Linked DNA regions of Homo sapiens: region 2 is linked to region 1. A link is an interaction called in ENCODE POLR2A ChIA-PET data of the cell type or tissue named here. Cell type or tissue: GM12878. All regions are shown on one strand.

Region 1 (4,000 bases):
GGGAAAAAAGAATACACACAGAATAAATCAGAATCAGCGAGGGGAAGAGAAATAAGTATATCAGAGTGTCTAATATTTGATAGTTGGGAGCAGTAAGAAATGTATAGAATGGGGGTAAAAAGTTCAAATGCCCATGAGGGCCATAAAGAATAAAGAAGGAAGAGGTGAGGGCTTGGGTACTGGAGAGCAGTGCCTCTTCTAAAAAGTCAGCACTACTGAACTCCAGTGGTTTGTTAGTAGGAGTGAAGGGTCAGTATTGCCAGATCTTCCTATTTTTAATTTTATTTTATTTATTTATTTTTGAGACAGAGTCTCACTCTGTCACCAGGCTGGAGTGCAATGGCGCTATCTCGGCTTACTGCAACCTCCGCCTCCTGGGTTCAAGCGATTCTCTTGCCTCAGCCTCCCGAATAGCTGGGACTACAGGCGCGTGCCACCACACCCAGCTAATTTTTGTATTTTTAGTAGAGACGGGGTTTCACCATGTTGGCCAGGCTGGTCTCGATCTCTTAACCTCGTGATCTGCCAGCCTCGGCCTCCCAAAGTGCTGGGATTACAGGCATGAGCCACCACGCCCAGCCGATCTTCCTATTTTTTAAGAAAGATTAGAAATCTAAAACTTTATGTTATTTTTCTGATTTTTAAAATGATGTGTGGAACAACTGTTTGGGGGCTTGTTAGAATTTGCAGGATGTCACTTTGATACCTCTGGTATAAGAACTTGATAACCACAGGGTAAAGGCAAGCCATCTCAGTTATACCTGCTCTTCATTAGAGCAAGCAAAGATTGTGCAGGTTGTCTAAGCAGATAGGCATTAAGAAAACTTATTTATTGAGAGCTGATATTTCCATAAAATCCGGGGATGTAGTTGTTCCAAAAGTCTTAAAAATTATCCCTGGGTAATAGTCATTAAAGATAATTTGTTTTATTTTATTTATCCTTGAAGTATTCTCATATACTTATGCATATATTTGAAAATTGAATTCCTTTTTCACATTTACTTTTATCCTTCATGTTTGGGGCCTAGTCTGTTGAAAACTTTTTTTTTCCCTGCAAGTCTCCAGTTGTAAAATCTGTGCTAGGGCTTGATCAGAGCTGGAGGGTAAGGATCGTTTAGCCTTCCTTTGCAGAATTATCCTTTGAATTGAAATTATACTGACTTCCCAGTAAGAGAAAGTTGTGTTTTTTTTGTTTGTTTGTTTGTTTGTTTGTTTTTTTGGTGAAATTTTGGCTCGCAGTTCTTGAAAGCTTTCTGCTTTTCAAAATTTTCATCCATATGATCGTTGATATAAATTTGTTATTAAATTATTATAATGTTTCTGCTTTCCTGGAATGCTAATCTCATTGTTTTGTCTAGATGTTTTTAGTTTGCTGTTAAGGTGCCTAGGATTTTTCCTTTTGATTTTGGGGGTAGGCAAAGGAAGTTGGTTTGACACTTTGTTTTTAATTTAACACATCTATTTGTTGATATTTCTAAATATTACTCTGCACAATGTAATTACAACAGCATGGAGAGAAAAAGCAGATATGTTATAAACAAATTTTATAGTATATCAAACAACTATTGTGACTGTGTAGGGTAAAAAGGATTCCATTTTTTCCCCTCTGTGAATGCATCTGCTTACTTCTCAATATTTAATATGGATAATAAATATATTTTTTAAAATTTAAGAGGGAGCTATTCTTAAGTTTTGCCTTAGAAAAAAGGTTTAAAAAAAGATGTGGACTGTGAACAACCAAATACTTAGGTATTCAGGACTACAGAAGATGTTGAAAAAGTTATTTGAAAAGGGTTCTGTGGATCCTAATATAAAAACATTCATGTATGTTTTATAATGTCACTACAATATATAGGCCTTACTACATGAGAAATGTAAGATACTGAGAAGAGAGTTAGGAAGTTAGGCTAACTCTAACAGAAAGTGAAACTGATTTGGCAAATATTTTTTTCTATTGCTTCAGTACAAACGGAAAACAGCTTCTCCAATGGCCAGTAAGCTTTGTTAAAGGAAGTAACCCCAAAGAGTATTCTTACTACTAAATTCAGTACATCGCAAAATCCCACTGATGTTATTTTTATTATATTTTGGAGGGAAGAGGTTGCATTTTAAAGATAAATTTGTGGGACAGGTATATTATATTGCAAGGGCTTCCTTTTGCTTTATTTCTGTTTGGGAAATTTCTTTAGGAAAGAGTGTAAGTATACAGGAAATGTATGGGTTAGTGTGTTGGTCAGGAAATGCAATTTTTTTTCCAGTGACCATCCTTGATGGCACCTGACTGAGTTGCAGTTGCAGTATACTTGTGAGGGGTTTGAAAACAGATTTGTGCAATTCCACTTCTGGACCTTTCTGGCATGAAATATTTTTAACTTCTCAGAGCTCTTTGCTTCTTTAGGAATATTCAGAAGAGAACGAGCTTGGTAGCCTCCGAGATTGGAATTCACTCAGGAAACTACTGTCTGTTTTACCTGCAGTCAGTTGCATGGCAAAAGTGCTGCACAATGCATGTACTTTTTCTCTGCTTAGAGTGTTGACAGTGATGCTTACAGTGATAACAAATGCCAGAGTTAGTTCCTAAATGTGCCTGTGTTAGGGTAAAAGTTGTTCTTATGTCTAAAAGAATTTTTCCAAGATGCCAGTAACGGTGAAATAGTTGGTCAAAGAATTCAGCTTGGTTTTTAATTAAAATTTCCTGACCAAGGCATCCTTCTCTGAAATGGCTATAGTATGAGGCCCTGTTTGGATTATAGCATTTGCCAGTTATTTTAGGCACCAAAAGAAAAAAGTTTGAAAACAAATACATACATTAGATAATGTTGGAAATGTATACCAGGCAATCAGCTACAAGCAGGACAGGTATTGGAAAATTGAAATCCATGTCTTTCTCTTAGGGAGCTTGGTGAGTTTATCCCATCCTACCTGCCTATTATTTTATGTTATAATTTTTGGGTTGATTAAAATGAATATTTTAAGTTGCTTAGAAATTGAGCTTTATCCTATCTTGTTCTTATCTATCAGAAGTAAGAAATAGATCTTTTCGGATGAGATTTTTGGGTCTGTGTATTCTCGTGTCCTTAGTCTCTAATAAGAATAGCTTGATAAGAATCATAAGCAACACAAGCTTCCCTCTAAAATACAACCTTCACATTTTGTAAAGGTAGTAAATATTGAGTGGGCAACTAATTCCCTATATGCTGAGAATTTTCTGTATTAGAATTGAGATGGTTCCCCTTATAGGTGGGGTTAGCTGTCAGGTAGCCTGTAAGACATGGCATTGTTCTGGAGAACCTTGTGCATCCTGGAATAATGAAGCATTTATTTCCCCGTGCTATTTGCCTAGAACTTGGAGGAAATAAGATTACTGACTGATGTGATGCCTTGAACAAAGATGCAGTCTCTCTGCAGTAAGTTGGAAGGAAATAATTTTAAGAGATTTCCCTCAATTTTGAACAGACCTCCTTAGCCTAGATGACTTCTTGCCAACATAGCAACTTCTTGGCTAACAAAATAATGTTTGTCTTCAACATCTAACAACACTTAAGATACACGTGCTTGGTAGTGTCAAAGATGGACAAATTGTAGGTGAAGATTTTTATTCTGTCTACCAGTGTGGAAAGTTGGGTAGAAATATAACTGAGAGGCTGAATAAAAACTTTGGCAGAGATGTCAAAGCTGGAAGTGATTTGGTGCGGGAGTTTCTGTTGAGCATCTGTGGACCACTGCATAGCCCCTTAGTATTTCTGTTAGGGATGCCCTGGAGGAAGGGTTTTCTGGCAGACATCCAGACGTACAAATCCAGCGTACTAGAAGAGTGGGCAGCATCCAGCCACTGTAACCATAGGATGTGTAGGGGAGATGTTTGGGAGCCTGCTGTACAGTCCAAGAATACCTCTGTGGTCTCCTAGAATAGGGCCTAATTAATTCCACAAGGGGGTTTTCCGTACCATTTGTTTTCATTACTGAACATCATTCTCAGTACAGGCTCATCTGAGTAGAG
Region 2 (4,000 bases), 700 kb after region 1:
TCCCTCTTGGAAAACCAGTTTTGTCATTTGTCATATGGACATTCACAAACAGCTCTTCCTTCATTCTGATTTGGTTACTCCCAGTTCCACTTCTCCACACGTCACAAAAAACTGACATAAACAGGCACACAAGAAATAGATTATTTGGACTGGCCTAGTAAACATCAAGAATGTTGAATGGTACAAGAAAGAAGTCATACCCAAGATTTTCAAATTTTATTTATTTTGATTTTTATTTATTTATTTTATTTTTTGAGACAGGGTCTGGCTCTATCACCCAGGCTGGAGTGCAGTGATGCAATCACAGCTCACTGCAACCTCCACCTCCTGGGCTCAAGCCATCCTCCCACTTCAGCCTCCCAAGTAGCTGGAACTACAGGTGCACACCACCACACTTCAGCTAATTTTTGTATTTTTTGTAGAGATGGGATTTTGCCATGTTGCCCAGGCTGATCTTGAACTCCTGAGCTCAAGTGATCCTCCCACCTTGGCCTCCCAAAAGTGCTGGGATTACAGTTATAAGCCACTGCACCCAGTTCAAATTTTATTTCTAGTTAGTGACTTTGTTTTTTCAAGTCAGTATTCTCTACAATAATATAGCTCAAAAGAAGAATAGACCATTGGAATTTTTTTTTTTAACTGGGATTGGACCTGGATAGAGGCCACAATTCTGCTCTGAGACAAGGGAACAGGGAATACTGCAGTTTGCACTCCCCAGCAGTTCCAGCCCTAGCTGCTCCCCTGAATGACAACCAGATGTGGTGCTGGGCATAGCCTAATACCCCTACACAGTCACCCAGGCTCTCTTTGGCCCTAAGTCTTATATAATCATTCCTGCCGAAATCCGTTAGAAATTCCAATTCACTCTGTTTAACATCATGGCTGAATTTAAAATATTTAACATGTTATGACAGAGAAAAAAACACATTGCTAAAATATAACCTTTAACTCTTATTATGGATATAGAAAAATGAGTAAATAAAATAAAATATAACATGGACATTTCAACAGAAGCTATATGGTAGGCAAAGGAGGCAGCATGAAATTTACATGATTAAAATACAGCTGCCTTTAGACAACAAAAATGCTGAAATGTGCCATAAGCTTAGAGTAGTTCTCAAATAATTCTCAAATGGCACAGGGAAAACACTTTTAGTAACTGATCAGAGAAGAAGCAAAAACATTCACCTTCAAAATACAGGGCTTCGGGCCGGGCATGATGGCTCACGCCTGCAATCCCAGCACTTTGGGAGGCCAAGGCAGGCAGATCACGAGGTCAGGAGTTCGAGACCAGCCTGGCCAATATGGTGAAACCCCGTCTCCACTAAAAAATACGAAAAATCAGCCAGGCGTGGTGGCACGCGCCTGTAGTCTCAGCTACTCAGGAGGCTGAGGCAGGAGAATCGCTTGAACCCGGGAGGCAGAGGTTGCAGTGAGCAGAGATCGCGCCACTGCACTCCAGCCTGGGCGACCCACTGAGACTCCGTCTCAAAACAAACAAACAAACAAATAACAACAACAAAAACAACAGGGCTTCTTCTAAAAAAAAAAAAGTCTTCTTCTAAACAAGGACACAATTTATCCCCTGCCCCAATAGATTACTGTTTTTTATATATATATATATATATATATATATATATATATATATATATATATATATATTTTTTTTTTTTTTTTTTTTTTTTTTTTTTTTTTTGAGACGCAGTCTCCCTCCGTCTCCCAGGCTGGAGTGCAGTGGCGCGATCTCGGCTCACTGCAAGCTCCGCCTCCCGGGTTCAAGCCATTCTCCTGCCTCAGCCTCCCAAGTAGCTGGGACTACAGGCGCCCGCCACCACGCCCAGCTAATTTTTTGTATTTTTTAGTAGAGACGGGGTTTCACCGTGTTAGCCAAGATGGTCTCGATCTCCTGACCTCGTGATCTGCCCTCCTCGGCCTCCCAAAGTGCTGGGATTACAGGAGTGAGCCACGGCGCCCAGCTATTATAAGATTTTTAAAATGCAGAACACAAATGTTTTATTTAATATGTTTTATTCCCATTTTGTTCATTTGTTGATTTATTTCATTTGTTCATTAACAATTTTTATACTACTAAAAAATACTTCGGCTGGGCACGGTGGCTCACGCCTATAATCCCAGCACTTTGGGAGGCTGAGGTGGGTGGATCACCTGAGCTGGGGGGTTTGACACAGCCTGAGCGGTGAAACCCCGTCTCTACTAAAAATACAAAAAAAAAAAAAAAAAATTAACTGGGAGCGGTGGCGCATGCCTGTAATCCCAGCTACTCGGGAGGCTGAGGCACGGGAATCGCTTGAACCCGGGAGGCAGAGGTTGCGGTGAGCCGAGATCGCGCCATTGCACTCCAGCCTAGGCAACAAGAGTGAAACTCCATCTCAAAAAAAAAAAAAAAAAAACCTTCAAAAAATTTTTAAAAACTTAATATGTAGTTCCTTGTAAAAATAATTGTGATTGTAAGGCCACCTAGTGTTCCAAGAAATACATATATTTCAAATTGCTAGTCATTTAAGTCAAATTAAAACACTAAATTACCTTCTTGTTGAAAGAAAACTGATTTTCACCTATCACTAATATAGCAAAAGCTATATCAGTATACAAGACAGTCAACTGACAATAGTACTATTATTACATAAGAATATTTACTAAAAAAATTATTATAATTTAACCCAGACATTTACCAAATTTGACAGTTACCTCAAATACGTATTTGAAAGCTTAATGTGAGGAAGCTATTTTATGCTTCATTGAAAGTTTATAATGTAAAGTTCTTCCATCCAATTGTCTCTAACTCAAAGCCCTAAGAAAGCAAAGGTAAACTGCTTGATATTTATGACATGAAAATAAGTCAGAATAGTGTAAAATTTTAATGAATCCTATAATTCTTAGTGAGGGTAAAGTCCATCATTAATCCACACACACAATGACACAATAACTCACATTAAGCTTCTTGATCAGGGTTTTTCGATCTCAGCACCACTGACATTTGGACCAGATCATCCTTTGTTATGGGGACTATCCTGTGCACTGCAGGATGCTCGGCACCAGTCCTGGCCTCTACTGCTAGATGCCAATAGCATACCCCTTCCCCATATGACAACCCAAAAGACTCCAGGCATGCCCAATGCCCTGAGGTAGAGGGAGGAAAAAACTGCCCCATTTGACAACCTCTGATCTAATGCAATAAACGGACTAGGTTGGACTGGTTAAGGCTTTATAAAATTTAGGATTTTAAAAGTGGACCATAAGTTCATTCAGAAAAAGGTCTCAAAGAGGAAAGAACCTTCGGAGTCCTGGTACAGGCAACCAAGTGTGGTAGGATTCCTGAACAATGAGGTCCCACCTCCCCCACCCCCACCCACTCAAGGATGAGGGGGTAGGCAGCATCTACTCAGATCCAACAAATTGATGGCATGAAGATAGACAGTACAGTATTGCTAAACTGTTCACATCTTTCAAAAAGTCAAGCATCCAGATTTTTATGTGTAACTACAGGCATAAGTGTGTTAAGAAGTAATCTAATGTTGTAAAGTAATAAATGTGTTGAGAAGTAATCTAATTCTGTAAGCCAAACAAAAAACATTTGGCCTCTAGGCCACAATTTTATCACCTTCTGCCAGTAGCAAGAGTTATGAGACAAGACAAGGTTGGCTCTGAGTATGAGGATCTGTAAGAAGCGGTGCTTAACTATATGTCAACAAAGGAGAGTTGATGCCAGTGGGTCTGCTGGTGAGAACAGGCAGACCCCTAATTCTAACACTGAGAATTAGTCTCACTATTGGAGGATTACCTAACCATAGATCTGGCCGCTAGAGCTGACTAGGGCTCCAATGAACAGCTCTAGGTCCCTTGCAGCCCTCTGGATCATCAGAGGGGAAGGTAGAAAGAATGGGGAAGGTAAGGGTTCTCCACTTGGAGGGAAGAACCTGCCAAGAGCTTGTAATGAGAAAAGCCTCACAAGGACCTGGCCTTCCTGCTTTTCAAAAAG

The links. Peaks named below come from ENCODE experiments on the same cell type or tissue, not always from the same donor. Only the 100,000 strongest peaks of a DNase experiment are listed, where the experiment ranks them.
Region 2: POLR2A ChIA-PET joins it to region 1 with 8 read pairs; 3 of 35 experiments call an interaction of 5 or more read pairs at or near these places.

What each region holds. Positions count from the first base shown.
Region 1 is chr14:65,096,751-65,100,750 of GRCh38, reverse strand. All of the region lies in intron 2 of MAX (MYC associated factor X), which reads left to right. Among named protein-coding and RNA genes, the nearest start is that of MAX, 3.8 kb to the left of the region's middle. In GM12878, no CTCF peak of the experiment used is centred here; a DNase peak (open chromatin) is centred at 1,950; H3K4me3 peaks cover 1,342 bases; H3K27ac peaks cover 1,356 bases.
Region 2 is chr14:64,394,801-64,398,800 of GRCh38, reverse strand. All of the region lies in intron 1 of MTHFD1 (methylenetetrahydrofolate dehydrogenase, cyclohydrolase and formyltetrahydrofolate synthetase 1), which reads right to left. Among named protein-coding and RNA genes, the nearest start is that of MTHFD1, 8.4 kb to the right of the region's middle. In GM12878, no CTCF peak of the experiment used is centred here; no DNase peak of the experiment used is centred here.